Regions from separate parts of the Mus musculus genome. Here region 1 is linked to region 2. Evidence: chromatin contacts called from ENCODE Hi-C or POLR2A ChIA-PET data. All regions are on one chromosome and are shown on one strand. Each heading gives the region's core, a stretch centred on a gene start or an enhancer-like site at or near the end of the contact. The rest is flanking DNA. Distances are from core to core; before and after follow the strand shown. Region 1 overlaps Prkca (protein kinase C, alpha). Region 2 overlaps Prkca (protein kinase C, alpha).

Evidence for each region. A loop is a pair of places that touch in the nucleus more often than their neighbours do. ChIA-PET counts read pairs that join two places held with the same protein, here RNA polymerase II (POLR2A).
Region 1: a map of left cerebral cortex shows a loop between it and region 2 (2.4-fold over the local background). The contact joins two enhancer-like sites. A Hi-C loop is called at or near these places in 2 of 37 maps with a recorded cell type or tissue (heart and left cerebral cortex). POLR2A ChIA-PET finds 5 or more read pairs at or near these places in 1 of 5 experiments (embryonic stem cell).

What each region holds. Positions count from the first base shown.
Region 1 is chr11:108,217,873-108,225,069 of GRCm38, reverse strand. All of the region lies in intron 2 of Prkca (protein kinase C, alpha), which reads left to right. Among named protein-coding and RNA genes, the nearest start is that of Gm11655, 49 kb to the right of the region's middle. Within about 2 kb of position 1,604, at least 3 of the 3 ENCODE cell types and tissues checked have a DNase peak (open chromatin) inside an H3K27ac peak, as active enhancers do; they include left cerebral cortex, where a contact is called at or near this core.
Region 2 is chr11:108,132,756-108,140,309 of GRCm38, reverse strand. The region is part of intron 3 of Prkca (protein kinase C, alpha); the gene reads left to right. Among named protein-coding and RNA genes, the nearest start is that of Gm51922, 24 kb to the right of the region's middle. Within about 2 kb of position 3,806, at least 1 of the 3 ENCODE cell types and tissues checked has a DNase peak (open chromatin) inside an H3K27ac peak, as active enhancers do; it is left cerebral cortex, where a contact is called at or near this core.

The sequences.
Region 1 (7,197 bases), core at 355-2,854, 87 kb before region 2:
CCAGGCAGAAATTCATCCTCAGAGAGCTTAGTGTGGCCTATGCGTCAGCTTGCGTATAAAGCAACAAGCGCAGCAGCAGGTCCAAGCTGCTGGTATCTGGCATCTAACCTGCCCAGTAAGCATCCCCTGCCTCCTTCTATGTTGACCTTAAGGAGATCTTGCTTGATAATTTAGGAAGATGCTGAGTGGATGGGACCAGATCACCCTGTTCCTGACGCTGCTGTACCAACAGCTGAACAAGATGCTCCCTCAAACTGCCTCCTGTGTCTCCCCTGCTGAGTGAGGCTTTGGGGGTTGGGTGAAAGTGAAACTCACTCCCTGGCCTCTTCTGTAGCTTCCCCCACCCCCCAACCCGTGTGTTACTAATGAGGAAGGAGAGGGGCGATAAGTTCTTGATGATCCAGGAGGCAAATGTATCCCAAGTTTGTCGCTGTCCTTTCTCTGATTTTCCTGATCATTAACTAAATGGTATGTGGATGAAAACAGATTAAACTTGGCAACTTAGCGTGTGATCTGTCTTTCGAGGGAAGCAAAGTCTACGCATTGGTCCAGTGACATTTAAATGCTTCAGCCATGCCTACTGGGCGCTCTGTTTTCCCCCTCGACTGTGAGCAGAAATGCTAATGACAGACTCTGATAGAAGCTGATGTCCTTGGAACTGAACTCCAGTCCTCCGCAGGAGCAGCAAGTGCTTTGAACAGCAGAGCCATCTGTCCAGTCCCTTGACTTTTGTTTTGATAGCATGTAAGCCACACATGATTGAAACTGTGTTAGTTCACAGAATGCTAGTAGCTTTGATTTTTTTTTCCCCTAATTAGCCTACTCGGAGGAAAAACTTAAATGTTCATATTCTCACAGTGTCCAGGGCTGGACAGCTATTATGGATGAGTTGGTTGCACTTCGATCATCAGAGAACCCTTCCTGTAAGTGCCCAGGCAACCGATCCCCACTATGTCAGGGCCCAGCAGGGAAAGAGCTTGGGTCCCCGTCTTCTGCCCACAGCCCTGCCTGCCAGCCAAGACCATGAATCAAAGTCTCTGACACAAAGTCATGTTATGAACCCTGGGCTTCCTATAGAGTTTGGCTCACTCCGGGCTGATCTCTAATAAAGACAAAGGCCAGGGGACAGAAATATCTCTCTTCTTGCTCCTGGCAAATACCATTTCGATCCTGTCTCCATCTCAGTGTCCAGAAAATTGGATTGGAAACGGGACATCGCCGGGGAGTAAATCAGATTAGTGCTTCCTCCCTCGCAGCCTCCAGCAGGCCTCTCATTCTGCTGAGCACGTCTCTCATTTATATGAAGTTGTTTATGACCCCCCTGTGTCACAGAGACGTTTCTAAACCGACTGAATCAGTACAGGCAGTGGGTGACCCTCCTAGCCACGGAGCCTAGAGGATTGGGCTTATTGGAAAATACTGCCAGTGGCTTCATTTTGTCTGGAGAAATGTCTGTGTCCTCACAGCTTTCGTATAGCTGGACACTAAGTGACCTCAGGAGAGCCCCCATCTGTCCCTCACAAGCCACTTGGTGTCTGACAGTGGCCCAGGCCCCAGAGCTGACTGGAATGGGACCCTGAGTCCTGGTTCAACACAGGTGTTTCCAGAGTCCTCTGTGTGGGCACTTACAGAGAGGATCATCTGTTCTCACAGGAACCCATCTGCTGACAAGAAGTGTCGAGGAGCAGGCAGCGCAGCTGTGTGCGACAGGAATAAGGAACTGCCCTGATGGGTGTTGAGGTTTCCGGTTCCTCCTGAGACCTTTCAATTTCCAAGAACTTCTTGGAGTGTTTGGTCACAAGATGCAGACGGGCTCTGCTTGTTTTCATGGCACAGATGCTTTTAAGAACAGAGCTTTGCACACTTCAATGTAAAATTAGATTCCAAAAGCCCACAGATGGTTCTAGAGCGAACTCTCCTTAACCCCACTCCCAGGTCAGCCACAGAACCAGGACCTCACGCATCAGGGCATGACTCTACCACTGAGTTCCACCCCAGCTTTCTGAACCCCGTTGGAACCTTGGGTGTTTCTCCAAAGACACAGGAACTCACCCAGTCCCCATGTTGTGTGCACAGAGCCCCTCACTGTTTCCCTGATTGCGTTTGCTGTCTTTGTAAGTTCAGAAGTATTTGGGAGGCGGAAGCTGACAGCCCTCCACACCCCAGAGGCCTGAGTCCGGATGCAGAAGTCTACCTCCGCTCACTTCCTACTGGCTAGATGGCCATGGGCCATGGCATATCCATGCCTGACACCACAGAGAAGGCTCCCATGAAGTCAGGAGGCTCCGTGGTGAAGCAGGAACTGGAACTCGAGGAGGTCCCAAGGAGAGAGTGGAAACCAGGGTTTAAGTGCGGCCATCTGGTCTCCCACAGGCCACGCCCATCTTTCTGACTGCAGCTTCTACAGCTGGTTTGATTGTTCTTGTGGTCCTCATTATCCACTTCAGACTGAATGACATGAAAGTCTCCGGGAGTAGACAGACACAGGCATCCAAATATCATAACATTTTTTTTTCTTAGACCAAATAACAAGGCTGCTTAGGCTTTTTAGCATCTAAAACTGTGGGTTGTGATATCATTGTATTTGGGTTAAATTTATTTTTGATTGATAACTCCAATGTTATTGTGCTTAGCTCTCAGTGTTGGGCAAAAACCCAGGGCTGGTGTAGACTTTATTTATGTCTGATTTCTTTGTGAAACTGATTCTTTTCTCGTGCCCTACTTTTAGGATTTGAATTTTAGCAGAATTAATCTGAAATGACTCAGAATTATACAATTAATTGCATTCAGCTTCAATTATAGTTTGCGCTAGCTGAGCCAGGCTATTGTCCTCCCTGGGGCAGGCACTTGCACATGGCTGTCTTGGCAGGTGCTAAGGCCCTGTGGCTCTCCCTTCAGCATGCCAGCTTCCTGGGGAAAGTTGTTCAGGGCTGACAGTCTTCTGCCAAGTACATTGAGAGTGGTAAGGACCCAGGAGTGCCACGGGGCTGTTGACATCAGATTCTTTTATTATGGTATAGGGGAAAACAGACTGTGATGTAAAGGGTGGAGGAGTTAAGACTTAGGTAGGTATTGTGGGTCCTGTTATCACTGACCATGGCTGGGGTCAGAGAAAGAGAGGGGCCTCCTCTGAGCTCAGAGGAGCCAGAGGATGAGACCAGGTAACAAAGGGGCTTACAGAAGGGAGGTGGGAATTAACAAGAGGCTACAAAATATTGAGTGCGCTGTGGAGAGAAACATTCTATGGGTGAATCAGCTACAGGTCTGGGCTGCTTCTGCTGGGGTGGGGGATATCTTTAGATCAGTGTGCTGAAGTCAGGGACAGCGTGTCTCCAACTCCTGCTCCTCTGGAATGTTCTTATTTTCTTCGCAGGCTGACTTCATTCACACTGTCTATTTGGCAACACATGACCGAATTGGGAGCCGAGCTCTTTTTGGCAGGAAAAGTTCATTAATTTTAGTTGGCTCTCCCCACCCTTCACAAGTGTGCCTGGGGGGTGGGAACTGCCTCTCATAATCACACAGACGCCATCCCTTGCCTGGACTTCTAGGTTCTAAGATGGTTCTGTGTGTCTGGCTGGGGGTGGGTGCTCTGAGAAAAGAGAGGCCCCCAAGAACGTTTCAAGTGGAGCCGCCAGGAAGATGGTTAAATGCAGAAGCATTTGTGAGTTTATAGACCAAGAAAGATTATCCTAGTATCTCTGATTGTGTAAGCGCTGATCCACTGTGCCAAGCTCACTCATCCTCACCGACTTATAGCAAACAGCCTGCTGTGGCATTTGGATGAACTGGGTTCTTAACGTGTGGGTGGGAGATTTCCTTCCACTTGGAATCCAAGACCTCGGGGCTGGAAGAAACCTAAGCGCACGCTGCACTCTGTTCATGCCTTGGTGTCTGGGTCAGGCCTGCAGAGCACAGAGTTCATAGAGACCTCTTTTGGAGGCATGGCTCTCCTCATCTGTTTGCCTTCCCCATGCTTCCCTCCTGGTTTCTCTGTGTGGCACTCCAACAGTGTCCTTCCGAAGTTCATGTCCATGTGTCACCTCACAATGTGGCCGATCTCTATTCAGACATTATGGTTGGTTCCTGTGAGGTCTCTCTAGGTGGACACTGGCTCTCAACTCAGTGGCCGTGACAATACACAGAATGTAGTGGAGATGGCAGAGGTAGAGGTTGGTATGATGCATGTACGAACCAAAGAATGCCAGGAAGCACCAGAGACTGAGAGGGAGACAAGGAAAAGATCCTCTCCAGAGCTTCAAGAGGGGATCAGCTGAGTCAGCACTTGGATTTCAGGCATCTCGCTTTGCAGAACTAGAGAGCAACGACGCCCTGCTGTCTAAGCCACTGGTGGGTAGCCTTGGAAACTATTAAACATTCCTTTGTACCTCTTCATCCTCTCTTTGTACTTTTTGATCAACATAAGACATACATTACTGCCCACTCTAAGTGTGCCTATGTCCAACCTATGTGTAAGAGCTGTAAAAGCAGTTTTCAATTGATGTTCTAAAGGAGGTTCTATAGGAGGCCATGATCGATCGATCCTCAAGTCCAGAGTTGATAGTGCTCAAAAATCCCCATGCTCCCTCCATGGATGGCGATGAGCCTCAAGCACTGTCATCCTCCATCTACACGGTCGTATGTGAGCTAGCTGTGTGATCCCTCTGCCCCTGTCTGAGATGGTTTGGGGGCTGACTTTGAAATAAGTAAGTGAAAGAAAAGCGAAAGAAGACAGAAACTAGAGAATCCCCCCACCCCCACCCCCTTGCTGGCTTGCTTTCCTTCCAGAGTCAGAGGCAGGGAGCTGGCTTGAGCAGAGCGCTGCTGGGCTGCAATGTATGTCCAGCCTATCTTGTTGCTTTGCTGATGGTCACACCACAGCATTGGATGAATGCTCCCTGTGGTAGAAGAGAGACACAGCGTAGAGAGGTGAGAGCTGGCATGGAGTTATTCCGGTGGTTTATGCTAGCCAGGACATCCCGGGTATGCCTTGATTGACAGCTGTTCTAGGTGTCTAGCATGAAGTGATCACACCTGAGAGAAGTGCTTTAGATTTTGGAGCTTTTAGGGTTTAAAAAATGTGCCTAGACTTTATGGTTTGAGCACCTGTAATGTGAGATTCTCCAGAATCCAGAACTTCTTCAATGTCATGGTGGCGCTTGGTATTTTAGATGTTCACAGTAGAGCTTCTGGTCTTACATAGGGCTTCTTAGTGTGCAAGGCTAGACCATCTTGTGGTTGCTGCTGATGTTAAGTTGCAACCAAAGCTAGCTAAGCACCCAGCTCTAGAAATCTCAGTAACTACTGACCAGGACCATTAACTAGTCAGGGAAGCTGCCAGGGTATGTTGGACTCCTGTGGACATCAGTTGTCTTTCTGGGATGATGGGATGAGGCTCAATACCTTCGTGGGTCTATTTTATACATAAGCTCCTCTGCCCTCTCTCACTTGTCAAGATGGCCTGGAGCAAGCAGCCTGACACCAGTGTCAGGCTTCCAACCAAGCCATGCTGGGACATCTATGATTTCTCAGTCAAGTCATCACTGGGATTCAAAATTACCTGCTGGGTGAGAACATACCATTTTAAAACTTGAAGGTTAAGAGACAGTATTGAAATAAAAAGAGAGAGAAAGAAAGAAAGAGAGAGAGAGAGAGAGAGAGAGAGAGAGAGGAAGGAAGGGAGAAAGGGAGGAAGGAAGAAAGGAAGAAAGAAAGAGAGAGAGGGAGAGAGAGAGAGAGAAAGAAAGAAAGAAAGAAAGAAAGAAAGAAAGAAAGAAAGGAAGGAAGAAAGAAAGAGAGAGAGAGAAGCACATGTTTTAGAAGCACACACAGTGGTAGTGCCCCTTTTATCAGAGTCTTGAAGTCTCTGTCTTTAAGACGTTGGAAGAAGGTTCTATGTGAATTGTTGCAGACATGAAGTCAACTCCTAACCTTGTAGTTAGAAAAGGCTAAATACTGGAAACTGTTGTCGTAAAAAAAAAAAAACCCTAGCAAAATATTCTATATGTGTAGGACCCCCCCCCCCTTTAAGATTAGTTGTGTCTTCACAAGTTTGCCTGTTGACATTCCTGTGTTATATAATAGCAAACAAAGAACAGGGCAGGAATGGGAGGAAGGAATACCTTTTAAATGCTGACTGTGTGCCCAGCCTTTGACATGCTCATTTCACCCCAACTTATAGAGGAGGGATAGGGGCTTGGAGATGTAAGATAAATTGCAAAGTTTGCTATGGTGCCAAGGAATGGAGTTGGGATTTAAACCTAGACTTTTCTCACTTATATTAGTTGCCCTGGCTACACAGCATTATGTATTATATTTTATTATATATTTCATATATAATTTTTACTTGTTCTCTACTGTGATAAAATATATGACAAGCAGCACTATAGGGGAAGGAGGGTTTATTTTAGCTCACAGACACATTGCAGGGAAGGCACAGCACAGAGTAGGCTCCAGCAGGCCCTGCCCGCATAGCTCCGTGTCAGCTAGCTAGGCCCTACGTATAAAAGGTATCACAGCCACCAGCCGGAGGCCAAATGCTCAGGTTCATGAAGCCTTGCTGGGGGGTGGGGAATTATACAGTTGAAGCTATAGCACCACATATAGACATATGTATACAGACACATAGGTACAAGGTAATCTGACTTCACCAGAAACGCCAAAGAACACGCTGAGATGCTATATCCAAAGAACAGCCTGGAGAGTACTCACCAAAAGGGCACACGGCGTTCTCCATCCCTGTTAATAAAGTGAAGACGTATACCATGCAACACTCCTGGGAAACACTAATGGTGGGATCCCAGGAGGCCCTAGAGATGGCTTAATCCATGAAGCATAAAAACTTTAGGACCTGAGTTCTGATCCCCAGTACCCAAGTGATTAAAAAAAAAAAAAAAAGGTAGGTTGTGGGAAGCCGCAAACACCATTACAAGATGGCGCTGGCTACCACTGGCCACAGCCCATGAATATGGGTAAACAACCAATGTGCACATGTGCGTAAGAGTTTTTTTGCCGAGTCACTGCCTGGCCCGATGCATATTAATGAGGTACTGGTAGCATAACCAATCAAGTATGGACACATCACTCCTAGGCCTATATAAGCAGCACCATTTCTGGGCTCAGGGTCTTTCGCCTATGCAGTCAATGCTCTCCCAATAAACATGTGCAGAAGGATCCTATTGTGGCGTCGTTCTTGCT
Region 2 (7,554 bases), core at 2,557-5,056:
GTAGAGGTGGCACCCAGCCAGCTGGGCCGTGACTGGTGAGGCAGTCAGGGAGCCCCGCCCCCCAGTGCCCATGACCCTGGTTCCAGCGTTACCCGCTTGAGAGAGAGCCATAGGTATTACGTTTGTTTAGTACCTGGCGCTTTCCACTTTGGGCACAGTCAGATGCTTCACCGAAGGGCACTTGAAAAATTCAAGCTTTTGCTGTTATCACCAGAAAGCATCTATGAAAATATGCACTTGTACTCAGAGCCTTGAGTTTTATGCAGATGAGTTAACCTCCCCTCCAGGGCTCAGAGAATAATCTCTCTTTTTCTTTTGTCTTTTCCCTTTCTGGTCAAGACAATAGTCTTCATGAGCACTAGGTGGCAAAAATCTCTCCGATTCCCGTTTTAGTTCATACGATATTAAAAAAGATTATTCAAAGATTTGAATCCCGGAGCAAAAGAAAAGGAAGCACGTAACAGAGAGGGGAGAGAGCTTGGAAACCGCAAGCCAGTGTGCGGACCTTTGAAGGGCATTTGGGTGCAAGAGAGCAAGCGACGTCGTGCTTCTCAGTGGAAACTCACGGGGGACCAGGTCAAAGAAGAAGGGATCCAATTTGTAGCTGGGCTTGAAGGCTCAGGCCTGTGATCCCAGCTCAGGGACTCAGGCTTATAAAATCAAGGCCACGTGGATTACATAGTAAGTTTAAGGCTAGTCTAGATAATTAGTGAGCTACCATATATAAATAAATAAATAAATAAATAAATAAATAAATAAATAACAAACAGGAGTCAGGGATGCAACTCTGTGGTAGAACACTGGAATGCTTTAAAAAAGCTCAAGGCTCAGTTCCTACTGTCTAAAGACGGGGGTGGGGTGGGGTGGGGTGGGATAGGGTGTGGTGGGGGGTGGGGTTAAAATTTAATAAATAATTAAAAAAAAAAAACAAAAAACAAAAAACAAAAAAACCCAGGCAAGCTAGTTTGGGCCAGTGTAGAAACAAATGTGCCAGCACTGCAGAGCAATTGACTTGATTCTTAAAATCTCCTTGAACTGGGGGATTTCGTGACGCTCTGATTCCCCTGGAGGCAAAGACTGGAGACCCATAGTGGCCTTCTTGTCCTGTCTTCAGTAGGTGGGACCTTTCAGCTCTATCTAACTTGATAACTTTCATGGTTATTTTTCACTTAAAGGACTGAAAATTGTCTACAGCGTCTGATTTTTTTTTTAAAAGGAATTTGGGGAAGGACATAATGAATTATTCAGAGACGTCAAGTTGCATCAAGACAGACATCTTGATACAAATTACGATTCTAAAATTGTTAGTAATCTGTTTTATTCATGCACTCTACTTACAATAGAAGGCTTGCTGCTGACAGTTCTTAGATCACTCATGATCCCACATCCCACGGTGCTCTTTGAATGGGTGCTAAATCTGGTGGGGGGCTGGGCGGGGTGACATCTAATGGATGCTGTGAATCTTAACTTTCCTGGGAAAAGGTTACTCATTAGGACTTACAAATGATGTATTCAATATCTCCATTGATGCAATTGCTTTCTCTTGGAACAGGTACCAAAATACAGTTTGTGTTCTATATGGGGTGGAGTCTTTTCAGAACAATTTTAGCACAAATACTTCCTTTGGGGTTTTAGTATAACTCCTTCTTTTGTAGTTGAAGCTGTAGACAGTTTGTTCAGAAGATATAATGGCTCTTCTGCCGATCCTTTGAAAACACACAAATCTTTTTCTGGTTTCATTTTGATTTTCTTTTTAATGAGTGTGAGTTCCCCCTTGACAGTTTTTCTGCAGGCCTGAGAGAAAGCGTCAACCAGAGAGGGTGCTTGGACTCAGGTGTAGTAGAGGTACCACTAGATAGAGCATCAGATCACATCCCATCACCTGCCTGCCACTCAGGGCCAGGCTATCATTCCTGAGCAGTCCAGATGCTACTGGTACCTGGGGTGCCTCATGATGCATCTGCTGCCTCTAAATAAAACCCATATTTAGGAACATCAGAACTCTTGCCAATATGACAACAGCTGCATATTCAGGAATCCTTACAGAACATGATAGAACCCCAAACTGATAGATCTGGGAACAAGGCTAATGGTTCATCCATGCACCAGGTATATACAGACAACTATATAAAGAGCACTCTGAAGGCACCAGGACACTAGTGGTCTTTCCGTCCTGGGAGGTTGCTCTAGTTGAAGAAACTGATAGTGAACACGTACCCAAATGACGGCTTTTGTTTTTCCCAGACAGGGTCTTATGTATCCAATGTTGTCTTCAAACTTGCTGTGTAGCCAAGTATTACCTTGAATTTCTGATCCTCCTGTGTCTACCTCTAAAGTGCTGGGATTATACTCTCAGGGGACAGTGCCACTAAACCCAGTTTTATACAGTGCTGGGGATCAAACTCAGAGCTCCACGTGCTAGGTATTAGTTGAGTTATAGCCACAGCCCAACACAAACATTTTTATCTAAAGTAATTCTGGATGTGAGGTAGGAAAAATAACAACAAAACAAGCAAATTCCCAGGTAGATAGGGAGAAAAGAGGGGCCTCTCTTCTTTTAGATCTTGAGGGATGACTTTGCTAGGATGGAAATTTTACCCCGAGACTCTTCAGGATATGTATAGACTCAGTCTAGACAGAAACAGAGAGTAATGCAGAGAAAAGGACTATCGTGGGCAAAGAGAGCAAGGTGCAGGCTGAGACAGGTGAGCTGGGCAGCAGAGAGTGGTGAGTGGGTTTGATGAGTGCTGAGCGATTTATTCAGACTGAATGGTAGAGGGGAGCCAGTTGTCAGAAGAGGGGACAAAGTACCCAGTGGGCATGAGGGTCTGAGACTAGCCGTTGCCACGTGCTATCGCTTGAGTCACGGATGACAGAGGCCACACTGAGTGTAAAACATGAAGCATGGCAGAACAGAAAGGTCTGTGGGAAGGAGCAGCCTCATGTCCTGAGTAGTCACCTCAGCTTCTGGGTGGCTCAGCACAGCAACCCTTGGGATGAACCTGCTCTGTAATTAGTGTCTGAGGCTGATGTAGTGAAGGCTGGGCATATAGGTCCACTCGGGGCACAGTGCAGCAGGGATTGTGAGAAGAGAAAGCCCCAAGAACTCTGAGCGGGAGTCTCTCCATGACAGTGCCCTATATTTGGCATTTAAACAGGTGTAGTGCCTGTCCTCCAGGCTTGGGGGCCGCATTCCAGTTGATTCACATTCTTGTATCTGTCTCAGCTTCTGCCATGGGACATGGGAGATCTGAGTAGAGGAATCTGTGACTCAGAGATGGTCAGAGAGAGGCTGAGCCATAGAAGCCCTCTAGCATCTTATCTTGGAACAACAACAACAACAACAACAACAGACTCAGAGAGTTACAGGCTCATACAAAGACACATAGCATGCCTGAACAGCTGGGCTTGGGAGAAGCCTGCCACGTTTACAGAGAGTTTTGAGTGATACTTTCATAGGTCTTCATTAAATCCTGTAGGGTCCAAGTTTTAAAAATCCTTTCAGAATCAATGTATTTAAGGATTAAGCCCATCAAAACCCCAGGACTATTTCAAGTAAACAGCTTACAAGTGGAATCTCAATGTCGCCCAGATAATTTCCTTTGTATGTGCACTGTGGTAATTGGGCTCCTGTCTCTCCAGTGAAAAGCCAAACAGTTTCAGATCTAATGAGTCCTGGCCACTAGGGCAGATAGATTTCGGAATTCTCTATTTATAGCATCTTCCAGTGTCACTTGCACCTTTTCTTTAATCAGCACTGAGCTGTCATGCAGCCCACAGGAGCCTTGAGCATACAGATGAGCAAGCTGGGGTGTCTGTGCCAACAATTCGGGGTGCAGGTTGGAGCTGAAGGCTTAGTGTGGGATGTTGGCTTCTCTGCAGAAACAATGCTTTCTCCAGACCAACATTGGATCAAGCCTTAGAAATTGTTGAGTGCACTTGGCAGAATTGAATGATCTCTCTCTCTCTCTCTCTCTCTCTCTCTCTGTCCCTCCCTCCCTCCCTCCCTTCCTCCCTCCCTCCCTCCCTTCCTCCCTCCCTCCCTCCTTCCCTCTCTTGACCTGCAGAAGTTTTGACATTCTGTGTGCCAGGGAGAGTTAAAATGATCCAGACAGGGCTGCAAAAACCCCGTCCAGGAGGATTTCGCTGAGCTCAGAGATCAGGAAAACAAGCAAGGAAGAATGTGGTTTAAAATGGAAAATAGGAATTAAAACAGAGGCCAATCCTGACGGATCCTAAAGCCTAGTCCACTTAGGAAAGCAAGAGTGTTTTTCAAGCCTGCCACCAGCGTGTTAGTGAGAAGGGGTAGGTTACATGTGAGCTTTGCTGAGTTGGGAGGCAGAGCAGTCAGACAGGAAAGGCTCTGGACCAGGACTCTGTGGTCTTGAGTTGGCTGCAAGCCACTGAGTCTCCCAGAGCCTCAATTGCCTTACCTGTTAGCTGGGAACAATAGCAGTCTGTCTCTGAGTGCTGATGTGATGAGTGGATCAAAGGAGATGAGGCACGAAGACAGAAGTTTGTAAGCCAGGCACTTCATTCAGAGATGTGTTTCTTCCCAAATTTGAAGGCCACTCTACACATTCAGATAACCTGGAGTCTTAGAGATGTTACCAGCCTCTCCTAGGACATTTTTCATTCATTATTCTGAATTTTGCAAAGCCCTTGCTTGTCATTTAGCTGGGCAAGCCCTGCTGCAGTCTCAGTCCTCACCAGTGGGGGGTGCCGACCTGAATGGAGTAGAGATCACCAGGTGGCCCAGGTCAGTTGCCTTGATTAGGTCTGTGTGTCCTCCCTCTCTGCTTACTTCTCTCCCCCTCCCCAGGTTTTTCCTGGAATTTTTCCTTTTAATGTCAACTCAGCTGCAGCCTGCTGGGGTTTGGTGAACAAATGACTGTCTGAGATTCAGAGGAACTATTGTTCACAAAACATACCATTTTGCATGATTTTTTAATTCTGTTACATTAAACTGACACGATCAATCTGGTGGGGAGGGAGCAGGGTAGATGCTCAGGGAAGAGCATCTTCATGTTCATCTTAATTCAGTCAAGATTAGTGAGAGACCGTGTGGTTAGGAACTGAACAGGAATTGAAGTACAGAACTCAGCAGACACACAGGGTATCTTAATGCATGTAGACTGTCATCCTCTGTGTCCTAGTGTGGAACTGACAGGGTGGGGGTTCAGCACTGCTTTAAGTCAACAGGCAGAGTCACTTTTGACCCTTAAAGCTGGGTTAGCCCACTTCTGATGTGTGTGTGTGTGTGTGTGTGTGTGTATGTGTGTGTATATGTGTGTGTGTATGTGTGTGCTATGTGTGTGTCTGTTGCATGTCTGTGTATATGTGTGTGCCATGTGTGTGTCTGTTGCATGTCTGTGTGTCTGTATGTGTATGTGTGTGTTGTGTGTGTCTGTGTGTGTCTGTGTGTGTCTGTGTGTATGTGTGTGTATGTGTGTGTGTCTGTGTGTCTGTATGTGTATGTGTGTGTTGTGTGTGTCTGTGTATATGTGTGTGTATGTGTGTGTGTCTGTGTGTATGTGTGTGTGTCTGTGTATCTGTGTATCTGTGTGTGTTGTGTGTGTTTGAGACAGAGACTTACTCTGGATTCAAACTGCCTTAGTCTTCCAGTGCTGACCATTCAGGAATATGCCACCATGCCTGGCTAGCCCCACATTTCAATGGTGTCGCCTAAAATGACTGTCCCCTAGTCTAAGCAGAATGTCTTTGCCTTGTGATTTTGAGTGTGTCATTCATACTAAGGGGCAGTGCCTCTTAAAAGGAAGATGCAGGAGTATGGGGGCTTTCCAGGGTTACGGAAAGCCCTGAGCTTAAACTCCAGCACAAAAGGAGAAAGAGGAGGAGAAAAAGAATGTGAAATTCCACCTCCAAGTCTGAAAGAGGGGAAAGGAGAAACCCAAGAGATACTCTGCTGACAGCAGACAAAAGGTAGGAGCAAGCCAGGTGGCCACAGACAAGTAAATGGACAAACAAAATGAGGTCTGCTCATGCAGAGAAGTCTCACCCAGACATTAATTCTGGCACATGGATCAAGAAAGTTGACTCAGTGGATTAGAGTGTTTGCAGCTGTACCCACATAAAAACACTGTCATGCGCACTTAAGTATCTGTAAACCCAGTGATGTGCAGAAGTAGGGGAAACCAGAAACAGGAGCCAAGCTTCAGGTTCAACAAGAGGCCCTAGCTCGAAGAAATATGCAGAGAGTGATGGAGCCAAATACCTGACATCCTTCTCTGTCTGTCCTCATATAGGCATGCATGTATGAGCACCTGCACATACGTGTGTACACACATATACCATAGGCACATGCTCCCTAACACAAAAATCTAACGATGGCACAAGATGAGTGGTCCTTGAGGGCAAATGCTAGATGGAAAACCAAGTCACAAAAGGACACCTGCTGTGTGGCTTTCATCATGGTACACTTAAGAGTAGTTAGGAGTAGTTGCTAGGGCCCTGGAGGATTGAGAAATAAATTAGTGTTTCAATGGTACAACATTTCAGTTTGGGGCAATGAAAGGATACAGAGATGGATGGTGGTGATGTTTATAGAGCAATGTGAACATGCCCGGGGCCCAGAGCTGTGCACTTGAAAACAATTAAAATACCAAGTTTCCTGTATGCTTTACAGGAATAAAACAAGTTCTAAGTAAAATGAGACACTAGGTACCTGTAGGTCTTCCTTGCCCTACTACTGCCTACAAACACTGGTGACCCCTGTCTTCAGTACTTTGGCCAAGATGGCAGCCAGTGCTTCTTCCTTCCTCTGTGGAGGTAGGAAGAGTAGCAATTACCAAGGTCTATCCTGGACAGCCTGGAGAAGGCCTGGACTGAAGCTTCAAGTGTGGCAGGAACCAGTTGGAAGAACACTAAGTGGCCTCTCCACCCTTTCCCAGTCAGTACCTGTGTCTTCCTAGGTTCCATGTCTCCTGTGCCATCTGTCATAACAGCTGGTGTTCCCCAGTGCCAGTATATATGATGTGAATGGTTATACACCATGCCCTATGAGAAAGGCTTTATAAAGTGGAACAACACTTAAGAATTCTTTGGTCCCCACAGAAGAGAGAACCACACTGAGGATGAAGAAGACAGTTGTCCAAGGCTGTCAGACCAGACCCAACAGGGCACCTCCTATCTGGGAATCAGTGACTGGCACATGGTCATCTTAAACATATGTTCTCCATGGGCAGAGTAAGCAGCTAAGAGTTAGATTAGTAAATTTGCATGTAAAAATAAGCTATGGTTTTAACTGTTAACTGTATTATGTATTAGTAAATTTGCATGTAAAAATAAGCTATGGTTTTAACTGTTAACTGTATTATGTATCTCTGTGCGTGTGTGTGTGTGTGTGTGTGTGTGTGTGTGTGTGTGTGTGTACACATGTGTGCAGGTTCCTAGAGAGTTTAGAAGTGGGCATTGGATGCCCCAAAGCTAGAGTTACAGGTAGTTTTGAGCCACCTGATATGGGCCCTGGGAACCAAACCCAGGTCCTCTGAAAGAACAGCAAATATTCTTAAGCACTAAGCCATCTACCTCTTC